2 separate regions of the Homo sapiens genome follow, and region 2 is linked to region 1. A link is a loop called in an ENCODE intact Hi-C map of the cell type or tissue named here. Cell type or tissue: A673. All regions are shown on one strand. Each heading gives the region's core, and the rest is flanking DNA. Links, peaks and the distances in the headings are about the cores only. Region 1 overlaps VAV3-AS1 (VAV3 antisense RNA 1). Region 2 has its middle 34 kb from the start of LINC02785.

What was found. Hi-C counts contacts between places; a loop is a spot of excess contacts. Peaks named below come from ENCODE experiments on the same cell type or tissue, not always from the same donor. Only the 100,000 strongest peaks of a DNase experiment are listed, where the experiment ranks them.
Region 2: a loop joins it to region 1, with 2.9 times the contacts of the local background. A loop is called at or near these places in 6 of 110 quality-filtered maps.

What each region holds. Positions count from the first base shown.
Region 1 is chr1:107,967,930-107,984,513 of GRCh38, forward strand. All of the region lies in intron 1 of VAV3-AS1 (VAV3 antisense RNA 1), which reads left to right. Among named protein-coding and RNA genes, the nearest start is that of VAV3, 11 kb to the left of the region's middle. In A673, for the core only: no CTCF peak of the experiment used is centred there; a DNase peak (open chromatin) is centred at 9,062; H3K27me3 peaks cover 1,862 bases.
Region 2 is chr1:108,024,487-108,037,382 of GRCh38, forward strand. No RefSeq gene overlaps it. Among named protein-coding and RNA genes, the nearest start is that of LINC02785, 34 kb to the right of the region's middle. In A673, for the core only: no CTCF peak of the experiment used is centred there; no DNase peak of the experiment used is centred there.

The DNA of each region.
Region 1 (16,584 bases), core at 5,271-13,270:
CAATAGGTGACTCGTGAAAGACATTTAAGTGTCAGAAATTGGTGCAATAAAAATGCAATGGGCTTCTCACCTGAGTTATCCTTACTAAAGGAAAAAATTACAGTCTTTTCCCTTTACAATTTTTTTTTTTTTTTTTTTGAGACAGAGTCTCACTCTGTCAGCCAGGCTGGAGTGCAGCAGATCTCGACTCACTTCAACATCCGCCTCCCGGGTTCAAGCTATTCTCCGGCCTCAGCCTCCTGAGTAGCTGGGACTACAGGCACAAACCACCACACCTGGTTAATTTTTGTGGGGCTTTTTGGGAACCAGCCCTTGTCCCAACAAACCACTGACCTCGGCCTCCAGGCCTGCCCTGGCTGGTCATCAGAGCAGTAAGTGAGAGCAGGAGGCAGAGGCTGGGGAGGACAAGGGAGAGGGAGTGGGGTCCAGTGCAGGGAACAGGGCCCTGTCACCCAGGCTGGAGTGCAGTGGCACGATCTCCGCTCACTGCAACCTCCACCTGCTGGGTTCAAGCGATTCTCCTGCCTCAGCCTCCCGAGTAGCTGGGACTACAGGCATGCACCATCACACCCGGCTAATTTTTGTATTTTTAGTAGAGATGGGGGTTTCACCATGTTGGCCAGGCTGGTCTCGAACTCCTGAACTCAAGTGATCCGCCCACCTTGGTCTCTGAAAGTGCAGGGATTACAGGTGTGAGCTATCGCACTGACCTCCCTTTGCAACCTTAAAGGAAATGTTCCACCTAGTGAAGGCAAGTTGGGAAATAGGGACCAACTCATCAGTGGCAACTCCTTGCTAATCCTGGTACCTAGTGTTCTTGCGGTGTGCAAGAAGTTCTTTCTTGCATATCTGACGTGTGACTTCAGGACCCCTCCTATGGTCCTACTGCCCTTGAGTCCTTCATAGCCCCTGTAGTACATCCACACTCTACCATTTGCTGAATGCCCACTATGTGTCAAGCACTCTTCTGGGCACTTTACATGCACTGTCTGCAAGTGAGAAGATGCTCTCCCACCCATTTTAATGAAGAAGCTAGAGATCAACAGAGTTAAGCATCTTGCTCTTTATTAGGGAACTCAATAAAAGGATGAGCTTGTGTCTCCACATCTGCGCCCCTTCTGTTCAGAGCTGTGGCTCAGCATTAAAATAATTGCTGTATCAAGCTTAATTACTGGTTTAAACATCGTTCTCCCTGCTAGACTGAAACACCTTGAAGGCAAGGGTGGTAACTCATTCATCTTCAAATTCCCAGAACCAACCTTGGTGCCTGTCACATGACAAACAATAAATATTAGTTTGGTGAGTAAATAAATGAACAAGCTATGTTAACCCTCTTGCTCTCCCTCCATCCCTCTCTGCCTTTCTATCCTGTCTTTCTGGTGGTGAAAAGATCAGGAAGGATTTGCCAGCATTACTTGTAACAGGCATAAGAGTCACATGAAAAAAGATCTGCTTTTTTCTTTTTTTTTTTTTTTTTTTTTTTTTGAGCCAGAGTCTTACTCTTGTCACCTAGGCTGGAGTGCAATGGTGCGATCTTGGCTCACTGCAACCTCCGCCTCCCGGGTTCAAGCGATTCTCCTGCCTCGGCCTCCCGAATAGCTGGGATTACAGGCGCCCACCATCATACCTGGCTAATTTTTGTACTTTTAGTAGAGACAGGGTTTCTCTATGTTGGCCAGGCTGGTCTCAAACTCCTGACCTCAGGTGATCCGCCCACAAGAGTCTACCAAAATGCTGGGATGACAGGCGTGAGCCACCGCGCCTGGCCTGCTTTTTTTGTGTGTGTCTCGCTAGTCTTTCCGTGCCCTCCAAGATGAGCAGGCTGCCCTCTGTTTCTCTTTTGTATCACAGTGTTGTTTGGATCTTGCTTCAGCCCTACACTGTATGAAAACAGGAAATGGGATAAGTGGCATCCTGAACTGCAGGAAAGACAAGGATGACAGATGATGGATATCACATACTAGGTCCCTTGCCATGTTCAAAATTATATCCTACATCGTAGGACATTCTACATCAGGCCAAATGTACCAAAAAACTGAAGTAAAGGATCTGAAAGCCACATTAATTCATTGCCTGCTCCATCTGTATTGTCTCTCCACTCCTTACTGACTTTTTTTCTTATTATTCTTCCAACTCTTAATGTTTTTGTTTGTTTGTTTGTTTGAGATGGGGTCTCACTCTGTTGCCCAGGCTGGAGTGCAGTGGCACAATCTCACCTCACTGCAACCTCCACCTCCCGGGTTCAAGTGATTTCTCCTGCCTCAGCTTCCCCAGTAGCCGGGATTATGGGCACACTCCTGGTTAATTTTTGTATTTTTAGTAGAGACAGGGTTTTACCATATTGGCCAGGCTGGTCTTGAACTCCTGACCTCAGGTGATCCACCCGCCCTGGCCTCCCAAAGTGCTGGGATTACAGGCGTGAGCCACTGCGCCCGGCCTTTGTCTTTATTCCTCATTGTATTTCTTTTTTTATGTTATAAGAGAAGTAAATCATGGATGGTACATAACCTATTGAAGATAAATCAGTTTCTGAAAGAATTGAAGATGCAGAAATACAAATATTGTAAACAGCAAACTGAAATCCAGACTGTTTGCTGGATTAATTTCCTTCAACTACAATCAAATGTAGTTTGGTTTCACATACACATTAGGGATGTGGGCTTTACATTTCTGGTAATTTGATACTGTCTTTAAAGTAAATACCAGAAAAACACTGGGGAGATAGAATGAGGGTAGAGTAAGATTTCTATAATAACTGTTCCTTTAATAAATGTGCCCAAATCAGTGTGAATTTAAAGATTTTGGAATTAGGTACAAATGAGCAGGGTCTTGTTAGGATCACAGGATTTCTTTTCTCTTCTGACATGTTCAAGTCCTTGATTATAATAATAAAGGTAACAAAAACAATGACAATAACCCATACTCTAAATGGTGCTTACCATCTAACAGAAGAAATTTACTTGAGGTAATTTATGACACATAAAGCTTCCAATTCAGGAGGCCAGGGATGGTGGATCACCTGAAGTCAGGAGTTCAAGACCAGCCTGACCAACATGGCGAAAACCCACCTCTACTAAAGATACAAAAAATTAGCCAGGCGTGGTGGCAGGCGCCTGTAGTCCCAGCTACTCGGGAGGCTGAGGCAGGAGAATCACTTGAACCCAGGAGGCAGAGGTTGCAGTGAGCCGAGATTGTGCCATAGCACTCCAGCCTGGGCAACAAGAGCAAAACTCCATCAAAAAAAAAAGCTTCCAAAGAAGCAGCTTTAAAAGGAGGATTAGAACATGACTGTAAGTCTATGTGTTACAAGGGATGGATTAATAAAAGACCAATTAACTAACCAATGTCCAAATAAATGAAATAATGAAATAAATGGAAATACAAGTGTTCTTCCCACTCTGTGAGTATATACCCCACCAACACACACAGAAAATGAGGCTCCAAAGATTTACCTCACTGAGTTAATTGCACTTCAGCTGGGTCTTTTCAAAGTCTGGTTCACATTAAACATTCTGCAGCTCTCAAGCCATGATTAGACATTAGTCCATTTTCAGAACATTAGTGGTGATACACATATATGTTATGTTTTAAAGATAACTAAGGAGGTTAAATTTACAGGGAAAAGCTAAATAGCTCTGTGTATTCCTGTCAACAACTAAGGACCTTAATCTAATTTGTAGAATATTTAAATCCATTTGCATGTTGGTATGAAGAAATTGCCAGGGAGAAAGTTCTTTATACAGAGATTGTGAATTTTAAAATCCAATGCAAAGAAACTTTTGTGGGAAGTCCTTGATGTCCCTTTTTCCATATAATCCTGTGTATATCACAATCGTTTTACTAAGTTCTTTGCAGAATAATTATCTCTTTAAGTGTCTGAGACCCCAACTACCACCAACCTCCTTTCACCCCAACCCTGACTATCTTTGAGGTCCTTGGAAACAGAGATTGTACCTTATTCATGTCATTACTCCAATGCCTGGCACTTAGTAGAGGATAGATGGATAACTGGATGGATGAAGAGGTGGGTGGATGAATAAATTAGGTGAAGAGGGATGTAAACCATGTCATTATAGTAGTGATGAGAGAGGAGAAAATTTCACTTACCATTTTGGCATGTCACTCAGATTTATTCCTGCCACCAACAATGTCCTTGGAAAAATAAAGTGATACAGAAGGACAGATTGGGTTTACCCATGTAGAGAATGCAGGAGTACTAGAAAGCACCCTGCCTCCATCCACATTCAAAACCAAAAAAAAAAAGTCCTTGATTTATGTTTAACAATTAAAATTCATTATAGAACAATTAGAAACTCTCCCTGGAAAATGCAATATATTTAAATTCATACCTCATGCCTGAGATCAGATAATAACAGCAGCAACAGCTATTTGTTGATGATATTATGAGCACTGACAACTAGCTATTGAGCTACCTACTTCATATGTATGGTTTTATTTGATTCTCATAACCTCTCTGAGGTGTTACTATTATTGACCTCATTTTGTAGATGAGGAAACCGACTCTAAGCAAGCTCAACTATCTTTCCTAAATTCAAATAGCCAATAAGTAGCAAAGCTAGCATTGGACCTGGAACATCCTGATGCCAAGATTCACACATTTAACCATGATGTCATTCTGCCTCTCTGGAGATTTAAGACAGAGGGATCCCTAAGAGCAGATGCCAACAAGATGGCTTTATACACAGCCAACTTTAAATGTTCCACACCCTGCAGAAAGTCATTAACAAAACATAATTTTACATTTTATTTACATGAGTGAAACTTCCCCCCATTCCTATTCAAATAGCAAGAAAAGAATCAAGATTTGTTTGGTAAAGCAATTTTAATTTATTTTTAATTCTTAAAATGTTCCAGTTTTAAATGTTTCTAAATTTCTTTAAGCATTCCATTTAATCTTTTCTAATGTAACCGTTTTGTTTTATTTTGCTGTGTTTTGTTTCATTTTGTTTCAGACTGACATAAGGTTGTGAAATGCTGTGCTTTAGAAAACCTGTGGGTATCTTTTTTGATCATCAGAATCATAACAGTGTAGAAGTGATTCAAAAAAGCTTGACCAGCTTTTCTGGGAAAGGACAGGACAAAGCTAAAAAGCACTAAAATGGAAACCTAATGTGCCATATTAATCTCACACACATGCACACGTAGACACTTACACAATTATATATTTTTGCAGACTATGCTCCATTTTGCAATCTTGGCATTAGGTTACCTGTAAAATCATAAACTGGTTTCTATTGCACACACAAATGGAAAAAGGAAGACTCACTGGCCACACCAAGAGTGCTCATCTGGTCAGGATGAAAACACAGTAGCTTTTTCTGCTTCATTGTTTGTTTTGACACTGGCTACAACGTTTCATCTGTTCTTTCAGAAATTTCCTAGATTTAGGGAATAACTCATATGTTCGGCTAGCTTTGTTTCTCCTTTTGCTGACATTTCTCAGGGGCTAATTTCTTAGGCTATTTAAATCAGAATATATCATTGGGGTGTAAGAAAGAAAGAGATAAGTCTAAAGAGGATATCTCTGAGAGAACAATAATCATTCAGATTATTTTAAAGAGAGAATAGGATGAAATTGGTAGGCCTGAAGAAAATAGGAAAATTTACATATATATATGTAAATGTCCAATCTGCCCTAACCTATAAAATCTGATTTACCTACCTCATTTAATAAATATTAATTTTGCACTTTCTAAAGAACAAAAACACTCTTCTAAATTTTATGTGGGGTTATAGGGTGAGAGTAAAACAGTGTCCCTAAACTAAATCCCTGTGAAAATGTATTTAACACTTAAAGATGAGAGTAGGAAAGATGGCACGAAGAAGGCACTCTATATCTTTCTGTGTGGAAGTGTTTAGTGTAAACTTCTTATGGCACTTGAGACAATGAAACTTATGAACCAGCACTGAGCTGGAGGGATTGCTGGACAGGCAGAACACAGAAGGTCCACTGTAGTCTTAGAAGGGCATCTAGCTAAATGAAAACTGTCATCTTCTAGAATCCTAATATGTCCATATTCTTGTTCCTTTCATTCTGTCTACTTAATCACTCTAAGTGCCAGGAACCAGGAATAATTTCTGGGGTGGCTCCAGGCACAAAAATGTTAACAGTGATGCAATTTGATAAATCAAAACGAGTTGAAGGCATTAGTTGAAAACTCTAAAATGTTCTAAGGAACTCAAACAACTCAATAACAATAAAACAAATAACAGATTTCAAACGAGCCAAGGATCTACATAGGCATTTCTCCAAAGAGAACATATAAATGACCAACAGGGTATGAAAGAAATGCTCAATACACTAATTGCCAAGGAAATGGAATTAAAACCACCTGTTAGAATGGCTATTATAAAAAAGACAAAAGATAAGTGTTGGTGAGGATGTGGTAAAAAGGGAACCCTGGTAGATTGTTGGTGGGTATATAAATTAGCACAGCCGTTATGGAAAATGGTGTGGAGGTTCCTCAAAAATTTAAAAATAGAACTACCATATGATCCAGTATTCCCACTTCTGGAAATGATACCATTATGTCAAGAGATACCTGCACTTCCATGTTCATTGCAGCATTATTCACAATAGCCAAGATATAAAATCAATCTAGTTCAACAATGGATGAATGGATTTTAAAATGTACTATAATAATAATGGAATACTATTCAGCCTTTAAAAAGAAGGAAATCCTATCATTTGCAACAACATGGATAAACCTGGAGGCCATTATGCTAAGTGAAAGAGGTTGGGCATAGAAAGACAAATACTGCCTGATCTCATTGCATGTGGAATCTAAAAATGTTGAATTCACAGGGACAGAGTAGAATGGTTGTTGCCAGGGGCTGAGGCAGGGTGGGAGCAGGAATGGGGAGATGTTGGCCAAAGGGTACAAAGTGACAGTGTAACAGAATGAATAAGTTTTGGAGATCTATGGTATAGTATGGTGATTATAGTTAATAATAATGTATTGCATACTTGAAAATTGCTATAAGAGTAGATCCTAAATGTTCTCACCACACACAAAAAATATGTAAGATGATGGATGTATTAATTCACTTGACTTAATCAGAAGTAATCTCCCAAGTGGTTCAGCTGTCTCACAATACAATGGGAGAGGGACTGCCAGAAGCCACTGGGAAAGACGGATGATCAATACTCACAGTGCAAGGGTTGTAGCCTCGCAGTCTATCTTGATCACACTTATGAGGAATTGAGTTACAGCTGTCAAAGTGAATGAGAGTTTGCTGTTGGCCAGCTATCAATTCCTTTCATTTTGATCTCTTATGTGGAAGTGTCTGGGAAGATGCAGCCACTGGCTGAGATTTCTTCTTAAGGCGGCTCCCTGGGATCTGGATGTGTCCCCAACACCTCCATTGGAACCACAGTTTACTTTTTAGTAAAAGTGAGAAGGAGACAGACATTGCTATCACAGGGCCTGTGGGTCTCTGATGCTGAACTGAGGGTAATTAGAAAGGTCTTTTCTTTGCTACTACATCCAGTTTGAACATTTTATGGTAGATATGTACCTAATAATTGCTTTTCTAATGCTCATTACATATTTCATATTCAGACATTAAAAGCTTAGTTCTTTACTAATGTCTTGTGAAGTATATATTGAATGTGGCAATAGTTTCATTACAGATTAAAAACAGTTATAATTTCTAAATAGCCAGAAACTAGTATCAGTAAACACCCATATATATTATTTAAAATAATTTAATTATTTTTGAAGTCAGCTTTAACTACCACTTTTCGCTTCTCTGCATTTAAGGATACAGGCAATATTTTACTGTTTGGAAAAACCAATCCAAGATATGAGTTTTAAGATACTGTCTGTGTCTGATCTATCTTTTCCTTCAGATTCTCTACCCAAAATTTCTTCACAATATTCCTATACTCTTCAGATAAACTAGAAAAAAATCTAAACCTTGAATTCTGCTTTTCAAAGAGGTCTGTCAGGAATGAGCTAAGCAATGGTCAATTTACAACAGGATTAAAAACTAAATTGGCATCTCATTCAAGTTGCACACTGTGGCAAATTTGAGCAGCTGTTTAATACATGTTGCCAGTGGACTCAGTTCTACATCAGTCATGCTAATATAAGTCTTGCTATTCTCCATAGCTACAAAATATTGCTCTAACCTAAGCCATGTCTGTAGCCAATGCATACTATGGGTAGTTGGGACGGCTCAGCTAGGCTAGGACAGCTCCCCCGGCCCACTCCTGTCAACCCCGGTGACTCCTGCAAGCCCAAGTAAAAGACTTCGTCCTCAGGTAGGCCTATCCTGATGAGTGATAACTTTGTGCTGGCTTCACCACCACCAGCAGCCACCCATGCCCACCTGTGTTATTTTCAACCTTACCTTATTTGTATTGGTCTTAAAAGGGATCCCTTGGAAATACAGTGTCTAATTCATCTGAGAATTCCCAAGAGCTCACTAAGTATTTATTGAATGAATGAACAAATGAATGAATGGTGTCAGACCTATTACTATGGTCAATGCTACCTCCAATTTTAAGCTACATAAAGTAGCTTAATTTATTAAGTAGCGTTATTTCCAGCATTCTTGTGCTTATTTAACCTTCTGCTGTCTAGATTTTACCTTATTGGAACAGTTTTCTCTGACAGTGTGAAGAAGAGTAAAAGAAGGATCCCACGAGGACTAAACTGTGGATGGGGGCGGGGGTGGAGGTTGAAGCAAGGGACAGATATAACTCAGAATGGTATGATTCATTCAACTGAAAACAAAATCATTTCAAAATTCTAAAGAAAATGAAGTGCAATTGTAGTGTTAAATCTATTTAGTTATTCATAAGCAATTACTATAAACAAATATTTATGTGGCTTAAAACAAAAATATATCTACTAGAAGTCTAAGAATTCCTTTTTCAATAATCCTAAATTACACTTTGCTTAGAAGAGGTGTGTTTTGTTTACTTTTCAGAGTGATTTTCTCCACAATGCCTGAACTATACATGATTTGTGTGAGCGGGATAAGCCCTTCCAGCTGTTCAAAATTAGCTTAGTCACCAGTCTAGTGAGACCATCCATGAAATACCCTAGTTGTTGGCAATTTGTTACCTCTGAGCTCTTTAAATTAAATAGCATTGCGGTTCATTCCGAGAAAGGGTCAAATCACTTAGCAGACCATGAAAAAGAGAGGATGTGTCACTACTACTCTTAATCAAATTCTTTCACTTCTTTTATTCTTTTTCATTCTTGGCTGTGGTTGTCTAAATTCATCTTCAGGGATAAATGGTCACTAGTTATTTATCAAAGCATGAGTCTTTTCTGCAGGGATCAGACTTCTGCTATTTTAAACATGCATTAGACTTCAGATTATGAGCCAGGAACTGAACTACATGTTTTATACATCTTATTTCTTTTACATTAGATTTGTAGGGTAGATACGATGTCTCAATTTTACAGGTTAGGAAAAAGGTTCAGAGAGGTAGACAACGTTTATAACACTGTAGCTATAAAAACAAGATTCCTGAAACCTTACCTCAAAGCACTAAATCAGAATTTACAGGAGATATCTAGGAATCTATTAAACCCTAATTTCTGTGTTTTTAACTAGTGCTCCTGTGTGATTATTATTATCCTTTATTATTAAAATTTTCAAACTTATACAAAAGTAGATGGAATAGTTACTAAACCCCCATGTACCATCACCCAGTTTTAACAGTTATCAACCAAAGTTGCAGTATCTTTTTAATTGTTCAGACTTTGCCCTGTGATCCAGGTGATTCTTTAAAATAATAAAATTGAGAACCAGTGAGGAACAGTGACTTTCTCATTGTCATTTATCTGTGGAGCAGCAGAGCTGAGAACCAAATCTGAAATACGTAACTCCAAGTAGGGTTTGCTTTCCATTTAACCATAGTTGTATTCATTGCATTAACATATATTTATTGGGGTCCTTCGTATTCATATAGTATTATGCTGAGAACTAAAACAAGAAGATGAACCAGTTAAATCATATTTCAAAGTGGCCTGTGAGCAAGGACCAAAATGTTGACAGCAGGGCCAGGCACAGTAGCTGATGCCTGCAATCCCGCAGCACTTTGGGAGGCAAGGTGGAAGCATCGCTTGAGGCCAGGGGTTTGAGACTGCAGCAAGCTATAATTATGCCACGACTGCACTCCAGCCTGGGCAATGGAGCAAGACTCTGTCTCTAAAAAAAGGAAAAAAAAAGTAGATGATAAGTATAAAAAGTAGGAGATCAAAGAATGAAACAGTTTTAAAAATTTTCATGGGGGAGATACAACTTGACCTGGGCCTTCAGCAAGGAAGGACTTTCCAAGTGAAGAATAACATGAACAAAAACATAACATTCAGAATCAACAAATTATTTCTGGAGAACTCAGGAATAAAAAGCAGACTGGCTGGACAAGAGAGGCCCATATTGGATGGCTTGGGGGATCAGATCACTTAAATTCTCAAAGGCAAGATTGAATGGGGGTAACAGAAAGTCACCAGGAGTTTTTAAATAGGAGAGAAATATGGTCAAGGTGGTAATTTAGAAAGAAAATTCTGGGCTGGGCACGGTGGCTCACGCCTGTAATCGCAGCACTTTGGGAGGCCGAGGCAGGCAGATCACAAAGTCAGGAGTTCGAGACCATCCTGGCTAACACGGTGAAACCCCATCTCTACTAAAAATACAAAAAATTAGCCAGGCATGGTGGCACGCACCTGTAGTCCCAGCTACTTGCGAGGCTGAGGCAGGAGAATCACTTGAACCCATGAGACGGAGGTTGCAGTCAGCTGAGATGGTGCCACTGCACTCCAGCCTGGGTGACAGGGCAAGACTCCATCTCAGGAAAAAAAAAGAAGAAGAAGAAGAAGAAGAAAATTCTGGCCACAGCATATCTGGAAAAGAGATTCAAGAGGCAGGGTGATATGTTAATAAATGACTACACCAAATCAGCCATAAGATGAAAAGGATCAAGATTTGAGAGACGTAGGATCAACTGGACTTGGTGGGGAAAAGAGGGAGGAATGAATTAAAAATGACTGTGGTTTTGTAACTGGGTAGCTAGAAGAATTCAGCAATACTGAGTTTTACTGAAAATAGTGGAAGATACGAGATCAGTGCTTGGGGGAGAGTTAGTGTGGGGATGCTACGTTCAGAGGCGTCAGCATAGGAAATCATTGAAACAGTGATAGCCACGTGATCAAAGGTAAGACTCACTGGAAAATAATAACTGAGATTCCGAGGACTGCTCACAGTGAACGGGTGAGAGGAGAAGAGGAGGCAGAGGAGTTATGAAAACCCTAGAGGGATTGTCACTGGGGATCACCCTAATTCAGATCACTGCCCACCAGAGGATCATTTAGTGTCAGTCCCTGTGAGGATGCCCTTTATACAATTGCCTTTGACTGATGCTAAATGGGTAGAAACCACTGCCATGTCATTTCTGTAGCAATTTCTGGATAATCACTTGGGGCCAACCCTGATTCAATATCTGACTTATAGAGCCCAAAAATGTTCTTTAAATTTGATCTTTAATGGAAAAAAGAAATAAGTGAAAAATATTTGGGGCACCTTAGTGGCAAACCATACCTGCTTCATGAAATATTAGTTTAGGCCTATTACATAGGTTTCATACAGTTGTGGTCTTGTTGAAGTATAATTCCTCCTCCCCAGAGATTAGGAGAGCTCTGATAGCAACAGCTATAAACAGGTCTTGATTCTGCTTTAAGGGTTGATTTTCCTTGTCCGAATTCATTCGTTCCCCTTCTAGGATTCCAATTCGTCTGTGACAATTACTTCATTTATGGGTCAATATTTATAGACAACCCTTTTTTTCTATTGCTAGAGAGTTAGGGGTAAATAAGACAGACAAAAATCTTATTCTTCACAGAGTTTGCAATTTCCTTCTGACTTTGTTCACTATCTAATGCTTTCTGAAAGTACACATCCAAAATAAAGCATGCTATTATTCCTAGCTGTAGAGAATGTATTTGTTATCCTTGTGATTGCCTTTTGGCCATGTGCACATTGGAACTTTGTGTCCAAAGCTGCACTTTCTCCCCTACCTGGTAAGAACAGCACCTACATTTATGTAAATGGCCACAGGGTCAGTGGCATTACAAGCCACATTTCCAGTTCCCTGAGCAGCCTCTCTTCCTGTTAAGACTGATGACACGAACCCCCTCATTGCTATTATACCTCAGTGCTCTCTCCTCCCTCCCAAGGTCCCTGACCCTTGTAGTTGCTCTCATGCTATTCCCTGCTGGAACAATTCCTCTTATTCTCTGAGTGCCACTAGGAAGAATGACACCTACCTCCAAGAAACTCTCACCCATCTCTGTACGCATTTGCACTTCTCTCTAAACCCATCTCAAAATCTGAGCCCAGAGAGGAGAATTTAAAATCAAAATTATGACTAAAGCAGCACAGAAAATACTTCTTTCTTTCCTCTAGTACACAGGTTACACTGTAGCTCAGAAATCAAGATAGGAGAGAATTTCAAGAAAGATAGGGTGATGGACTCAGAGAACTCGCTTCCATTTTGGCAGGTCCTCCGGTCCTCACACTGTCCCCACCCATGTATGAAAATCTAGAGCAAATCATTCTATACCTTCCTTTTTAAAAACCAAAGAAATATTCCCACTTGTATTCAATTGGATTCTGTTTATCTAAGACAATTTTTTTTTAAGAAAAGTATAGTGCTTAAAAGGATACCTACCTAGCCCTGCTGATACATTTTTGGTAGGGATACTTTTTTGAGTCATATACTTTTAGGCATAAACATTTCTATTATTTTCCTAATAATGTTTGAGCTAATAATTTCAGCCTCATTTAGGGAAGACTCCCTGTTTAACCTATCTAGACATCTTCTTTTCTTTTTTAACCAACATTAATTATAAAATTATAAGGAATCTTTCCAATTAAGAAAATGATGAATCAAATCAAACCTAAAAAATATTTCTTTAAAAATATTATTTTATGCTACAAAAATAACAGGGCTAAAGTCCAAGTCAAATAATTTTAAAATGAATGATTTCAAATGAAATAATATTTCCTTTCCAGAAGCACCGATGAAAAGTAAATGGTTTACTTCACTGAGGCTCCCAGGGGAAAAATAGTTACCCACAGTCATTATGTTTAATATTAGAAATAAATGCTGCTCTCAGTTTGAAGCTTGGTTCTTTTTCTAATTTTTAGGGAGTCAGAAGTTTAAATCTTTTATTAAAAATTTATATGGCAATTGCTACTCTCTTATTTTCTTTTTTCTCTTCCCCTTATCTTTCATACATTTTGTATAATAAGGAAGCAATTCCTCTGCTATTAAAAACTGCTTTTAACAAGAGACAGAGATGTTTTCAACTGCAAGAAGAAGTGACCGAATAATATATTTCATTTCAATGTAGAACAGAGAGATTTTGCTCAATGGTCAAGAAAAGTAAAATCCATTTCACTGAAACATAAAAATCGATTTTGTAGCTCTCGTGGCTCTACAGCAGTTAGGCTCTCATCAAGAACATGGTTTCACATTACAATTTATAAAGTTCACGGAGTGAGATCAAAAGGGTTTTTTCCCATAAAGTAAAACCGGTGCCCCCAAATTCCCACCAACACATGTTTAAAGAAAACTTTCATGTCAACATGGATTACCTTATCTTGATTTATTTTAGATGCGGAATTTGTAACTTCAATTAAATAAGGAATAAATATTCAATTATGAAGTTTTTTAAACCCTGAGGCTTCGATGTAGAAGGAAAGTAATAAATTAATCCAATAGAACAAAGATTACACATTGCTATCTTCTGACTCTACCTAATTATCTCAGAATATAAAGTGCATCAGAAATTCAACAGAGAGTTAGGAAGAATTATCAGGATATACAGTGATTAGTAATTAATATACTCCCTAAATGAAAGTGAGTTTTGCACAGTTTCTATGTGAATAGTTATCATTTCGATTCTTAGTGAAATTTCATGCATAATATCTAAAGTTCTGAATCTCTGGAAGTGAAAAGAAAAAATGCTCTCCCTTAAAAATAAACTGGTTTTGGCTGAGTGCAGCGGCTCACACTTCTAATCCTAGCATTTCGGGAGGCTGAGGCGGGTGGATCATTTGAGCCCAGGAGTTCAAGACCAGCCTGGGCAACATGGCAAAACCCCGACTCTACTAAAAATACAAAAATTACCCAGGCGTGGTGGTGCACACCTGTAGTCCCAGCTCCTCAAGGGGCTGAGGCCAGAGGATCACTTGAACCCATTAGGTCGAGGCTGCAGCAAGCTCCAATCTTGCCACTGCACTCCAGCCCGGGTGACAGAGTGAGACCCTGTCTCAAAAAAAAAAAAAATTAAATAAACAAAAATAAAAAATAAACTCGTTTTAATCAGTATTCATCCAAATCTGCAAATTCCAAGAATGAACTTTAACAGCACTCCAGCCTGGGTGACAGAGTGAGACCCTGTCTCAAATAAATAAATAAATAAAAATTAAAAATAAACTGGTTTTCATCAGTATTCATCCAAATCTGCTAAATTCTGAGAAAGAACTTTAACAGCAGAGTTGACATTCCCTTTCTATATTCAGAGAAATTGTAAGTACAAAATAATTGTGTGCAGCCCAGTTCTACCCTTTCCATCCAAAAATGACCCAGGAAATTTCCCACGGAATGGCTCCTCTTCTCAATTTCCTTCCCATTTTAGCCAAATAGCTGGTCATAATGATGTTTGCTTGCTGAAGCAATGTCGTAAGTTCCAGCAAGAGTCCACCAGCTCAATATAACGGTAAACACAGGAGACTGAGAGCAGAAAACCAGGGTTCTAGTTCAGCCTCCCTTACATCTGGCTGTATGACATGGGATAATCTCTTGGATCTTGGTGGGTTTTTGTTTGCTTGTTTGTTTTGTTGTGTTTTGTTGTTTTCCTACTAAGTAAATTGGGCTAGATTATTTGTAAAGTTTGTCCCAATGCAAAATTCTGGTTCTATAGGCACTCCCACTCTCTCTCAGTCCATTAGACTCAAAATTATGGAAAATTTGACTACATTGTTTTCCTCCAAATTATCACCAAGCATTGTCTGTTTGTTTTCATCTTTGCCTTATCCTCTTAGGCATGGTCTGTAACTTTGTTAAATTCATTCTTCCCACGCTGTCTACTTCTCATCAGATTTCCTAGCTCTGAATCTTCAGTGGTTCCTCGTAGCCTACCCTATTGTAGACTCTTCATAAAAGATGATAATATAATACACTGTGTGAAATAACTTGGCTCCAATTCATCAATCCGACCTTATTTTCCACTTCTCCAATACAGCAGAGACCATTGGCTCTTTTCTACTCCAACCTTCTATTTGCCGTTGTCCTTCATCTTAAAACTACTCATTCTCACTCCCATTCTTAGCCTGTCAAATAAACTTCTACACGTTTTTCAAACTCTTTATTCAAGTACTCAAGACTTCCTGCCTTCAACTAGTATGATGTAGCATAGCATAGTGGTTACAGATGCCTTTACTGAAGCCAGATTGCCTAGGTTCTGGCTAGGTTCAACTCCTGGTTCTGTCACTTGCTAGTTCTGGAAATTTGGATGTGTTATCTCATCTTCCTGTGCTTTGGTCTACAGAGTGGGGATAAAGTAGACCCCTATTGAAACCTATTGGATTGAGTTGCTATGAGGTTAATAAGTTAATATGTGTAAAGTACTTGGAACAGTGCCCAGCACACAGTAGGCACGCTGAAAGCGTTTGCATTCATCAATACACCAGCTCCCTGTGGCATGCTTTGTCGGTAGCATATATTAAGGCACATGTATTTTTTTTTTTTTTTCTGACAGAGTCTCACTGTTGCCCAGGCTGGAGTGCAGTGGGACAATCTCATGGCAACCTCCGCCTCCTGGGTTCAAGCGATTCTCCTGCCTCAGCCTCCCGAGTAGCTGGGATTACAGGCATGTGCCACCACACCCGGCTAATTTTGTATTTTTTTTAGTAGAGACGGGGTTTCTCCATGTTGGTCAGGCTGGTCTCAAACTCCTGATCTCAGGTGATCCGCCCGCCTCGGCCTCCCAAAGTGCTGGGATTACAGGCGTGAGCCACTGCGCCCAGCCAAGACACATGTATTTACTTGTCTCTACCACTCGCTTCTATCTCTCTTAAATAGTTAGAAAGTAAAGGGGAAAACAAGTATGATGCCACTGTTATTCCCACCCTCTCCATGGGCACAGAGTACTGTTCAAACTCTTGGGGTTTACAACCAGAGAGAGAAATATGAAACTGTGGAGAGAAGCCATAATGATAATTAAAGGTTTGGAAAGTGATGATTAGGAGGAAAGACTAAAGAACAAGGACTAATAACCCCAGAAAAGAAAAGATGACAGTTACTTGCATAAAGGTCTTTAAAATACAAAAGGCCCTTGAAAACTCCCTGGTAATTGTTTGCTGTTCACATTTGACTATTAACTGCCTTAGGTTTTAACCATAGCCTTTCTTCTTCCTTTCCCTCTCCATAGCTGCTTTTATGTCATTCTCATTCTGGTCCCACTGCCTGGCTTACCTTAACCATATGCCAGGCAGTCATATGTATTATTCAGATTCCTCACTACAATTCTGGAAGGC
Region 2 (12,896 bases), core at 4,840-12,839, 56 kb after region 1:
GAATGCAAGTGTGAAAATCTGAGGTTGACATGAGTTTGGGTGTTTGGGGAACAGAAAAAATGTCCTTGTTCCTGGAGCATGGTGTGGTGATAGGAGAAGGGATCAGAGAGATAACCAGGGGTCAGAATTTACTCCAAATGCCAAGATTTGGTTCATTTCAGAAAGGCAGACTAGGCCAGGCATGGTGGCTCACGCCTGTAATCCCAGCACTTTGGGAGGCTGAGGCAGGTGGATCACAAAGTCAGGAGATCGAAACCAGCCTGGCCAACATGGTGAAACCCCATCTCTACTAAAAATACAAAAATTAGCTGGGTGTTGTGGCAGTCTTCTGTAATCCCAGCTACTCAGGAGTCTGAGGCAGGAGAATCACTTGAACCCAGGAGTTGGAGGTTGCAGTGAGACGAGATTGTGCCATCCTGGGGGACAAGAGCGAGACTTAATCTCAAAAAAAAAAAAAAAAAAGAAAAGAAAAGAGAAAGAAAGACAGACTACACAGGTAAAGTTGTAGATAGGTTGGTAGATTTGATGGTGGGAATGTGAAGAATTCTCTAAAAGAACCAAAATTGCCTAGTGCCAGAGAGGAGCAAAGAGAAGCAGGAGTTAAGAGCTATCTCAGAGGCAGTTTCATGGCCAAGAAAACTAATTTTCTGTCTCCTCCAGAGGTCTGTAATTCCACTCTGGTAATCATTTAATTAAGATCTTGAGATATATATATTTATTTTTCTTTTAACTGTACAGACTTGAATTTGCAGGGAACCTTAAGTTACATAAATATACTTTCTTTCTAACTTGATAGAATCTTGCAAACTTTCATATTCTTTTGATGATATTAAACATCTTATCAATATTTAAAATGATATCCCACTGAATTTTGCATGCCTCAAATGGCTTTATCTGACTTTGTGTTAAAACTTGTAAGGTCATTTTACTGACAAGTGAGAAGGGAGAGAAAAAAGGGCAAAGAAGTCAATGGTTTGCACACATTGAGAGACATACAGAGTGGAGGTTAAGGACATAGACTCTGGAGTCTGGCTGCCTGGAGTTGGATCCAGCTTTGCTTTGTACTGGTTGTGTTACCTGGAGCCAGCTATTGAACACCTCTGTGTTTCACTTTTCCCATCTGAAAAATGGGGTTAACAATGGTACCTAGTTAATGGGGTTGCTGTGAGGACTGAATGAGTATGTGCATGTCTCCACCATCTTATAGCATCTCTCCAAGTCGTTTTGGGGCTTCCCCTTGCTCCAGCTGTGGCTGCAGTGATCAATTCTCTTCGGGCTTTGACCAGCTTTCCCTAGGGGCAACTTGACAGTGCCTCATTGCTGGCCCTCCTTGCGTACCTGCTGCCTCCTGCCCAGGGCCTCTCTGATAACATAGCGTAGGACACCTGTGGAACCTACTCTGAACTCTAGAGCTCTAGACATGAACAATCTAGCAATGTAGGGGAACTAAAGCCATGTGCCTACCCTTGGCCTGTGAGGAATAGGAGTCATGGTTATATTCCCCTCTTTTCTGTTGGGCAGATAGTTCTGAAAGCATTTATAAGGCTTCCTGCCAAGCACCACGTGCCCGTAGTGGTAGCCCCCAAATAAGGCACCCTTGTATTGCTTTCCTCCTTCTATATTTCATTGGCTTTTGTCTCTTACACATACTTTCTGGGATCATTTCCCAAATAAACTACTTATGTGAATGCCTTTGACTCATGCTCAGTTTTCGGGGGAGCTCAAGTTAAGACCACATGTAAAGTGCTTAGAACGGCGCTTGGAACATTGTATGCACTATGTAAGTGCTAGCTATTATTATTTTTGCAAGGGAATGATGATTGTGATGGGCCATAAATCTTAAGCTGAGTTAGGTGGGAAGTAAGGAAAGGATAAGGATACTAGAAAGTGAGAAAGTGGTGGGACCAGGGGATTGGAGGTCACATAAGGTGTTGTTATGTGAGTAGGGGGTAACGAAACAAGTGAGCTGAAAGAAGGTAGCCAGAGAGTGAGACTCTTGAAATCAGTATATCAACATGGTGTAATTATTGATGGTGACATAGTCTAGAATATGACCATGGAAATGGGTGGCTAAGGTAAGGTAGAATAAAAGATCACGAGAGGCAAGGAGGTCACAGATCTAAGAGGTCATAGTATTTATCTGCATATGAATTATTCATCTATTTCTGCAATAGTGCTGTATCATAAACCACCACAAAACTCTATGACATGCAACAGCGGACATTTAGTGTGACATTCACAGGTCTGCAGATCAGCTGGCTAATCCCGGCTGGTCTCAGCTGCATAGCTTATTGGGTTTGGTTCCCATGTAATGCACACGGGTTTGTTCTGGGACCCAGGCTAAAGGGGCACTAACTACCTGGGGCATGTTCATCTCATGTAGATTACCGTGGTAAGAGCCAAGCCTAATCATGCAAGCACATTCCCCAGGTCCTCTAACATTACACTGGCCCAAGCAAGTCACATGGTACCAAACCCAATACCAATGGTTCAGGGATGTTTGCTCTGCCCACAGTGGGGGTGGGAAGAGAGTGAATATTTTCTGAACAATAATCCAAACTGTCATAACATAGATGTTGCAAACACCAGGATGGGGCCATGAGTGACGGGGAAGAGGACAGCAAACCAGACACTAAGGTTGTCCAAGTATACACTGAATAAGTAGGACCTGTAGAGGCAATTAAGCACAGTCTTCCTTCCCACACAGCCCATGCAAACATGTTTTGTGGAGCTGGATCTTTCCCCTATCCCTTTATGAAATCTAAGATACAAATTTTTCAGTTATTATTAGATAACGAAGTCCTCTGTTTGTTTTAATTGCAAGAAGTCTGATTTTTAGTTATTAATATGTACAATCTCATGTCATAATCAAAACTCCCCATTTTATTCAAAATTCAAGTTTCTCTCCTTCCCAGTTTAGACCTGCTGAAGATGGAAAAGAGTAGTGGGGTTGCCTTCCCTAGTTCCCTGCCTACTCCCCACACTCAGCAGTTTGCTCCTGGCTTATTGAGAATGGAAGTGGTAGCAAGGGGCAAAGGAGGATGTGGAGGCAGGCAAGACCTTATTTGACCTGCACCAGTGAAACTGGCATTGGCTTTCTCTAATGTTTAAACATCTGGTGAATATTTAAAGCCAACGAGTATTGGCAGTTGCCTCTTTCAGGAACACATTAGTGGTTTCTTCAGAGACATTTGCCTCCTCCTCTTATTTCCTGTCACTTCCAGTCTCTTTATGGAAAACTGTTCTTCCTTCAGCTATGCTTACAAGTGCCCTCTAAGCACCAGCCTTGGTTTCCCCAAAGACTCCAGGGACATAGAAAAGCTCTTTGTGTCATTCTCTTGAAGCTAGTCCCACCAAGTTAAGGAGAGGGGACTCCCTCCCATCTTTCTCCATGGAGAAGGTTAAGACTCAAGGTACACTAACAATTCTCTCCAAAGAGATGCCCCCTCTAGTATACCATTTCCTTCTTGGAGCTGGATATCCTCTCAGGGCTGCAAACCTGGTTCTCGATCCTTCTCTGCATCTCCTGCTTGGGAATCAAGCACCTTAAACTGCTATGCAGGGCAAGTACATGTCTTGGATCTTCAGTGTGAACGGAGGCTAAGAGTGTCTCATTTTAATGCTCTGCTGCACGTGAGTGTAAGAAAGTAACTGAGAAGTCACAGATGGCAGAGTGAGTGGAGATAAGATTTTCATTCTGTAGAAGCAGGACCCTAGAAGAGAAAGAACTCTCTCCTTCAGAACTCTTTTCCCCAGATTTATAGTATTGGATTCCTGAAGAAGGAATCAGAAAAGAACTACATGAGGTTACAGCTTACCTGCTGGTATTAGAAAATGTAGAATGCAATTTTGTGGTTGGTCACTAAAAGATTCACTAAGATCTGAGCTGTGTCTTACTCAGAGTAAGAACTACGATGAAAGCCTTGAGCTGTGAGAGGGTGAAGACAAAGACCCCGCTGGCCACTATGAGGAGAAGAGGAAAATCTGAGACTGTAAAACAAGACAAAGCCATGGGAGACTTGAATTTTAAATCATTCAGATTACATTTGCAAGAACAGATATGATATCTTCTTTGTCTTTGAACCTTCAGTACGTAGGTCAGTGCCTGACCCCCAGTAAGTGCTGAAAAGATGTGCAATTGAATTGAATAGGATATATAGTATATAGTAAATACATACTGAATTGAATTGAACACACAGGATGCAATAAATACAATACATAATAAGAAAGTAAAAGCTCAAGGTGGTATTTCATAAAGTGTTTGTCTGATGAACAGCTATGCTTGCTCATTTTCTGACAGGATTATTGTTTATGTAGTTTCTCCTTTTGCCCTGGCTGCCAGTTAGTTGAGACAACTGCCTCAACTAATTATTTTAGCTCTCAGGCAATTCTGTATATTTGCATGCTTCTCTTTTTGAAGAGTCTCAATATTTCTTTCTATTTTATTAATCTTATAATGTTGCCTAATATAATTTTGGAAATGACACAGAGTACATTTCTGTACTATGCTCCTTGTTCTACAGTGAACATCAAGGGCCTCATCAATCACCAGTTCCTGGCATTGAGGTGGCCATTTCAGGACAAAGGCAAAGCAACAGGAGACAGAGGTTGATTATTTCTGAGAAAACTATCCTGTGCTCTGCTGGAAATTGGTCCCTTGCAACCCCAAGCACGAGGTGTCCTGAGAGGTTAACAAATGGTTCCCCTTTTAGAAAAACCCCAAAGGCAGAAGAACCACAGGGAGACAAATAGAACCTGAGCTAACACAGGGTTATGCTGTCAGCATGAACACTGGCTGCCCCAGGAAAGGAGGGAGGGAGACACAGAACATGTGGAAAAACAATAGCAAGAGTGGCAGCAGAGTGGCACTAGCATGCAAAGGAAAAGGAGGGGAGAAGAAGAGGGAAGGGGAAGGTAGAAAGAATGAACATTGCTTACCTACTATTAATTCATTGCACAAATATTTATTAAATGCCTTATTTGTGCCAGAAACTGAGGCTACGATCATGAACAAGATAGAAGGGTTTTCTGCTCTCATGCAGTGTACATTCTAGCTGGGGGGGGAAAAAAGACATCTAACAAGTTACTGCACATGTGATGACTGCTAAGAGGGAATATATATTGCCATTTTAGTGAATAGTGAGGGATCTACTCTAACTCAGTGAATTGAAGAAGATCTGTAAAAAAGACCAAAGGATGATCAGGAATTCGGTGGAGGAAGAGTAGGAGAACACGCTCTAGGCAGAGAACAGCAGGAAGGCAGCAGAAAGGGAGAGACGATGGGAGGGGTGGTTGGGCAGGAGGCAGGAATGTCCCAGGATGAAGCAGGTCAGGATAGGGATGTACAACTACCCTAAAAGCAACTGGAGGCTATTAAAGGCCTTGAGCAGAGTAATGACATGGTCTATTATCAAAAGATCACTCAGATCCTTTTGTGAAGAATGAACTCAAATGGGTAGATGTGGAAGTAGGGAGACCAGTGAGGTTGCGCACCTTATCAAGCCTGGTGTTCCCCTTATCAAGCCTGCTGGATCAGAAGAGGGTTGTGGCAGTGAGGACAGAGAGAGGTGGTCAGATTCAGGATGTGGGCAGGCAGAATCAGTAAGGATTGGTTATTCATTGCATGAGAGGGTGAGTGCGAGAGATGAATCAAGAATGATTCTCAGGCCTGGCACAGTGGCTCACGCCTGTAATCCCAGCACTTTGGGAGGCCAAAGCGGGAGGATCACTTGTGGTCAGGAGTTCAAGATCAGTCTGGCAAACATGGTGAAACCCCATCTCTACTAAAAATACAATAAGTAGCTGAGTGTGGTGGCGGGCGCCTGTAATCCCAGCTACTCGGGAGACTGAAGCAGGAGAATCGCTTGAACCTGGGAGGTGGAGGTTGCAGTGAACCCAGATTGCACCACTGCACTCCAGTCTGGGTGACAGAGTGAGAGGTTGTCTGTCATCTGAAAATAAAAAAAAAATAAAAATAAAAATTAAAAAAAAGGAAAGAAGAAGAAGCAGAAGAAGAAGGATTCTCAGATTTCTAGTCTAAGGCCCAGAGAGAAGGGTGAGTTCATCTTCTTAGAAAGAGAACCTTGAAGGAGAAGGAGGTTCAGGGCAACAGGAGAGAGGGAGACCACGAGTTCAATTTCATACAAGCTGAGCTTGAGGACTCTGTGACCAGTCAAGTGGACACTAGGTAAAGTTGAATATATGGATTTGTATCTCAAAGGAAATTCTGGGCTTGAGATATAATTTGGGGAATTGTTGGACCATAGGAAATACATTAAAGACTTAAGACTGAATGAGTTCACCAAGGGAGTGTAGCTTGAAAAGGGTCTAAACAAAGCCCTGAGAGTCTCCATCTCCAATTTTTTTTTTTTTTTTTTTGAGACAGAGTGTTGCTCTGTCACCCAGGCTGGCGTGCAGTGGTGCAATCTCAGCTCACTGCAACCTCCGCCTCCCAGGTTCAAGCAATTCTCCTGCCTCAGCCTCCCAAGTAGCTGGGATTACAGGCACCCACCACCACCACGCTGGGCTAATTTTTGTATTTTTAGTAGAGACGGGGTTTCACTGTGCTGGCCAGGCTGGTCTCAAACTCCTGACCTCGTGATCCTCCTGCCTCAGTGCTGGGATTACAGGAGTGAGCCACTGCACCTGGCCAAAAGTCTTCAACTTTTAATGGCTGGGGAAAGGTGGCAAAGGACACTGAAAAGTAGTTGCCAGAAAGATTTCCATTGACGTTTTGGTCAGGAAAAGAGACACCACTTTAGTATTTTTAATGTTTTTAGAGATAGGGTCTCACTCTGTTACCCAGGCTGGAGTGCAATGGTGTGATCATGGCTCACTGCATCCTTGACTTCCTGAGCTCAAATGATGCTCCCACCACAGCCTCCTGAGTAGCTGGGACGACAGGTGCATGACACCATGCCTGGCTATTTTTTTTATTTTTATTTTTCTGTGGAAATGGGATCTTGCTATGTTTCCTAGACTGGTCATGAACTCCTGGGCTCAAGCAATTCAGCCTCCCAGGCCTCCCAAAGTTCTAGGATTACAGGCGTGAGCCACAGCGCCTGGCCTAGGTATTTTTAAATAGAATGGTATTTATACAGGAAGTTTATTCACAAATCCACTGGAAAATACAGAGAGCAGAGAACGCTGCTCTCAGATTTACTGCTAACTTCCAGAAAATTAAAAAATTGCAAGAAATTGCAAAAACTTTCAGTGATCACACCTACCTGCTACTTGGAGATAGTGATTTGCAAGAGAATGCTGGAGGTGGCTATAAACCTCCCATGTGCCTATTGTTGGAGGAGAAGTAATAACATCTGCTTCTCTTCTGCCTCCCAAAGCTCACACAAATGCCTCTCATTAGTGGACCTAAAGCAGGAACCTGCTGGCAAGGGATGCTGGGAAATTAATTACCCAGAAGGGAGAGCATGAAAAGGATGGGGTTGTATGCCGAACAAAAACCGATAACAATAATGATAATAAAAACGCCATCCAGCAAAGGTAGGAAAGGCCGTGTCTCCAGTGCTCAGGAGAGGGTGCTTCGGTGAGTGGACTTTGCTCCTCTGGCCTTCCTAATTTTTCATAAATGTCTCCTTGTTAAGCCCCTTACCACTTGTAATACCAAAAGTGATTCCTATCTTTCTGACAAAACTGCTCCTCTGGCAACTATTTTTCCATTTGACTTGCAGCTTTTTCTTCTTCTACACAACATTGTTTTTCAGAAGAAGCAAGGAAGAATGAGATAAATAACTCACCAAGGGTTAAAAAGCTGGTAGTAGGCTAGGTGTGGGGGCTCATACCTGTAATCCCAGCACTTTGGGAGGCCAAGGCAGGAGGATCGTTTGAGGCCAGGAGTTTAAAACCAGTTAGGGCAATATTGCAAAATCCCATCTCTACAAAAAAAATCTTTAAAAATTAGCTAGTTGTGGTGGTGTGCACCTATAGTCCTAATTACTCAGGAGGCTGAGGTAGGAGGATAGCTTAAGACCAGGAGTTGGAGGCTGCAGTAAAGTATGATCACCACTGCACTCCAGGCTGGGTGACAGAGTGACACCCTGTCTCTAAAGCAAAAACACAAACCAAAAGCTGCTGGTAGCAAAGTTAACATTTTAATCCAGATTTATCTCAATCCAAATCTGATGTTCTTTCCATTATACTAATTTTTGTACACAGAGTACAGAAAAGAAAGTCTATTCAAGGAGAAAAGGTGGAAAAAAAGAGACAACAGCATCCTGAAAACAGAAAGTTGGGAAAGAAGAAAGATGGCAATCCTGTCTTTTCTCTCCGCCCCACCAAACGTGCCTCTTGTTTTCACTCTTGTTTGATGGCACTGTGATCCCCTAGCATTTAATTAGCAACCTCAGTGCATTCTCCCTCTTCTCAAACCTTCCCTGCCTCTCACTCCCTATTGTCCTCAGGGCTTTGTATTTCCTTATCTGAATGATTGCAAATTCTCTCCTTCCTTTCAGTCCTGCTCCCATCTAATTCATTCTTCTCACTGCTGCCAGAGTGATCTTTCCCAAGCAGAAAACGGACTCCTTCTCTCATCCTTCAGAAGGGTCTTATTGCCTTTCGTATAAAGTTAAAACTTAGTGTGTTCGAGTCTCTCCTGGGCCTACCTCTCCATACACAAGTCACACCATTCCTCTGCACATGCCATGGGTCAACGAGGCCAACTTACTTGCTATTCATGTACAGGTCAAAATTTCTTTGACTCCAAACCTCTACTACCCATGTTGTTCCTTCTGCCTGGAATGTCCTTGTTTCTCCCTTGCCAGGTTGGTCCTTATTCCTCCTTTCTTCAGTGCTCTGCCGGGGAAGCTTTCCTGACTTCTCAGGCCATGTAAGGTGTCTCTCTTCTCTCCATTAGCACCTCTTGCTCACCCCTATTAGAGCACTCACCACACTGTGTTACAACTGCTGGGTAGCTTTTATTAAATATGTTTTTCCACCAAACTGAGCCTTTTAAGGGCAAGGAACTATTTGCTTCCCCTGCAATAGGTATTTTTTATATATTCAATATTTAAATAGTGGTTGAATGAGGGTATGAATGAATGAAGCTGTTTATGAGGTTTGTGCAATATGCAGAGGATATCTGTTGCTGCTACTGTAAGAGGTGATTGTCTATTCAGTGAGTGAAATCAATAAGGATAACATGGCAAATACAAAAAGAAGTTGACCGAAGGCCAAGAGGCTAAATAATTGGACTGAAACACAGACTTGTTAGCCTTGGCCATCAATCAGTTACTAACTCCCCAAGTGATGAGAATTGCCAACAGCTCAGTTTACATTCATGTAGCCTATTTGTGGTGATATGATGAGCTACATATGTTTGCTTTGAGTACTTAGCAAATCTGTTCTGATTTTGTCCATGTGGTATAAATTGAATTATTGCGAAATGATCCAATTTGTTAAAATTCCAAAGTTTAAATCTCCTACTACATATTAAAATTAGAAATCATTAAATTCAGGTACATCCTATCAACCAACTGGTGGCTACAAGCTAGTCAAGAATGGGCTGTTCTTGAAGGTGGTTCCTTGCTTCACTACTGAGTGCTTAGAGAAGTAGGTAGGGAGGAGGTTTTGTATCTGAATTCATATCTGAATAATAATAGCTGCATTTATTGAGGCTTTCTAGTTACCAGTAAGCTAAATCCTTTCCATTAATTATCTCACGAACCGTTTACACTAATCCCATGGGATATGTGTTATTATCCTATAGGAGGAAAATGAGGCTTTGAGGGGTTAAACCAATTTCCTAAAGTCATGGAGACATAAGGGGTAAAGCTATGTATGATTCCCAGTCTCTCTGACTTTCAAGCCTATCCTTTTGACCACTAATTTGCTATACTCTCCTGACTCTCTAAAGAGAGAAATTACTCATCAAGGGTCTCTATAGTGGGCAGCAGAGATGTTTTGCTAAGAGTAAAAGAAAGCCTGATACAAGGATATACTGATGTGGCATGATTTCCACCATAGTGAAGTCATCTAATGAGAAAAGGATTTTGTTTGGACTAGCAAAGTCAGACTCATCCTGTAACTTTCAGCTCAAAGGGCCCCTCCACCATGGGTGGAGTTGTCCTCAACAAACAAAACAAACTTAGCACAGCTCAAATTGCAAACCAACTTATTATTTCCATGTTTGCTTGCTTTCTGTGTAAACAACTCATAGACAGACTGCATAGACAGTCCCTGAGCTGTCTTTTCAGAGCCATAGATCATGCCAATTTAGAAAACTCGAAGTCACCCAAACTCTTAAATTAGTTATAACCTAATTTTAACAAGGAAGAAAAGTTCTGCTGGATCCCATGCCTCCCTGATGTATACTAGAAAAGTCCTTCTGTCATATTAGTTGGCACAGGGATAGTGCACTTAAACTGTTTAATGTTACAACCACAGTTTTCATCCCTATAGACTAAATTCTGGAGAGAAATAAATGAATGCTAAATACCTGCTGTCAGTTCTGGCACTCGAGGCTGGAAGTTAGTCTGTTTCCCATAAGGAATAGAAATAAAAACAAGCCACTTAGACAGTTTTGGCTTTCATACAGACTTATGAGCACATGCACACACACACACACACACACACACACACACACACACATACACTCTCTGTCTCTGTCTCTCTCTCTCTCACACACACACACACACACACACACACTCAACACCATGATTCCTAAATGGAACAGGTTCACATTTAGACTGAAAATCTGATCAAAGCAGAAAAAAGGCAATCTGAGTCTCTAGGACTTTGCTTTATTTAATGTAATTTTTATCTCTTTTGCTTGTACTACATCCAGCAGGAAATACTAATATACACAGTGCCATAAGCATCACTATTTGTGAGGTCCTTTCCCTCCAGTTGAAAAAAAATGAACCTTCTCTCATATATATATACTTAGAGACAGGGTCTCACTCCTCTCCCTGTCACCCAGGCTGGGGTGCATCATAATTCACTGCAGCCTTGAATTCCTGGGCTCAAGTGATCCTCCCACTTCAGCCTTCCACGTAGCTGGAACTATACGCATGCACCACCACACCCGGCTATTTTTTTTTTTTCTTTTGTAGAGATGTGGTCTTGCTCTGTTGCCCAGGCTGGTCTTAAACTTGAAATAAGTGTTGGCCCAGGATCAATATCTTTTTTTTTTTAAGTAAGTTAAATCATCCAGTTACCACATCATGTAGCAATTGTTCAGTCTTTGGAGTCTTTGCTATAGTGACCACTTAAAAAATATAATTTTCTTAGTACAAGAAAGTTTTACTAAAACTTTAGTAAAGTTTTAGTACCTGGCCACAGAGTAAGAAAGTACCTGGCACAAAGTACCAGCACAAAGTACCAGCACAAAGTAGGCATTCAATAAATGTTCATGAATGAATGAATGAATATACGAACAAAAGAGAAAGAATGGTCAACTATAAAGAGAAAGATGACAGATTTAAGAAAAATACAATAATGTTACTACAGACTTCTATTGGCTGGAAGGCAAACAAGGGAGTCACATGAACAGGATCATTACAGATTTGCCACAAATTTGCAAAGATTTATGGGAAATGTCATTTGGCTTTTCTAGGTCTTTCTATAATTTGGGAAGGGTATTTATCACCTTATTCCTCACAAGAATGCTATAAATCATCGTGTAATTTTGTATGTTTTTCATTGCAATCTATAACTTAAAGCTCACAGCAAAAAAAATTCAGCTCCTGGGGAATAGCAACCCTAGAGGGGCCTTTTGTATCTTGGACACCAGACCAAAGATCCCAACTACAAACTCAGTCTCCACAGGTACCCAGGACCTTCTGGATGTCAGTAAGGAAGACCAGCCCAATACAGAGCCCTAGGTATCTCCCTGAAAGATGAGAGTCTCAAAACTGGACTGGCCTTGGGCTCTAAGCCTAGAAGGTCAATATTTCATGGTTTCTAATTGCAAGAATGATTCTAGGGCACAATCTCATCTCTGGATGAGATTCTCCAACTGTAATGTGAATTGTCTAGGATAATCTGGCAATCTTGTTACAATGCACATTTAGAACCAGTAGGTCTAGGGTAAGGCCTGACACTCTGCTTTGCTAATAAGCACCCAGATGATGAGAATGCTGCTGGTCTGTGGAGGCGCCAACTTGGAGTAGCGAGTCTGGAGTCTCTGGAGCCCAACAGTGCCTCAGAATAGCAATCACAGAGCACCGCATGGGCTCAGATGAGAGGGAGTCTTTGGAAATACTTCCTGTCTTAGTATTAGCCTCTCAAAGCACAGTCTCTGGACCCCAACAGACAAGAATTGGAATCTAGATACTGCCACACCAGGAGCTTTGTGATCTTGAGTCAATTGTCCTTTGGCTCTCAGTTTCTCCATCTGTAAAATGGGGCTGATCATACCTATTAGAACTGTTGTGAAGATTAAATCCAGGCAAACAGACCTACATTTGAAATCCAACTCTTCCTTTAGCTCTCACTAGCTATGAGGTATTAGGAAAAGCATTCAAGCTCACCAAGCCTCAGTTTTCTCATCTGGAAAGGCAAGATACTAATAATTAACTCACAAGGTTGTTTTCAAGATTCAATGAAATAACTCAGTGTTCTCAATGTGGGACACATTCCTGAGGTTCACACTTCTTTTAAAACATTATCGAAGGCAGTTGTTAAGAGAAAAGATGTTATAAAGCTAAAATATTCAGATAAAGTATTTGGAGAAAGCAGAATTTTATCTGAAGCTTGAAAAACTATTAGGATCTGCAGAATGGGTGAGAATGTTGCCTTTTTATAAGCAAGTCAGAGCTCAGAATATAATTCTCTCCATTCTTTACTTGACTAATTGTTAGTCACTCCTTGTTCTCTGTTTAGATGTCATTAACTCAGGGAAATCTTTTCAGCCCTTCAGGCCAGGCTATTTCCTAAACTAC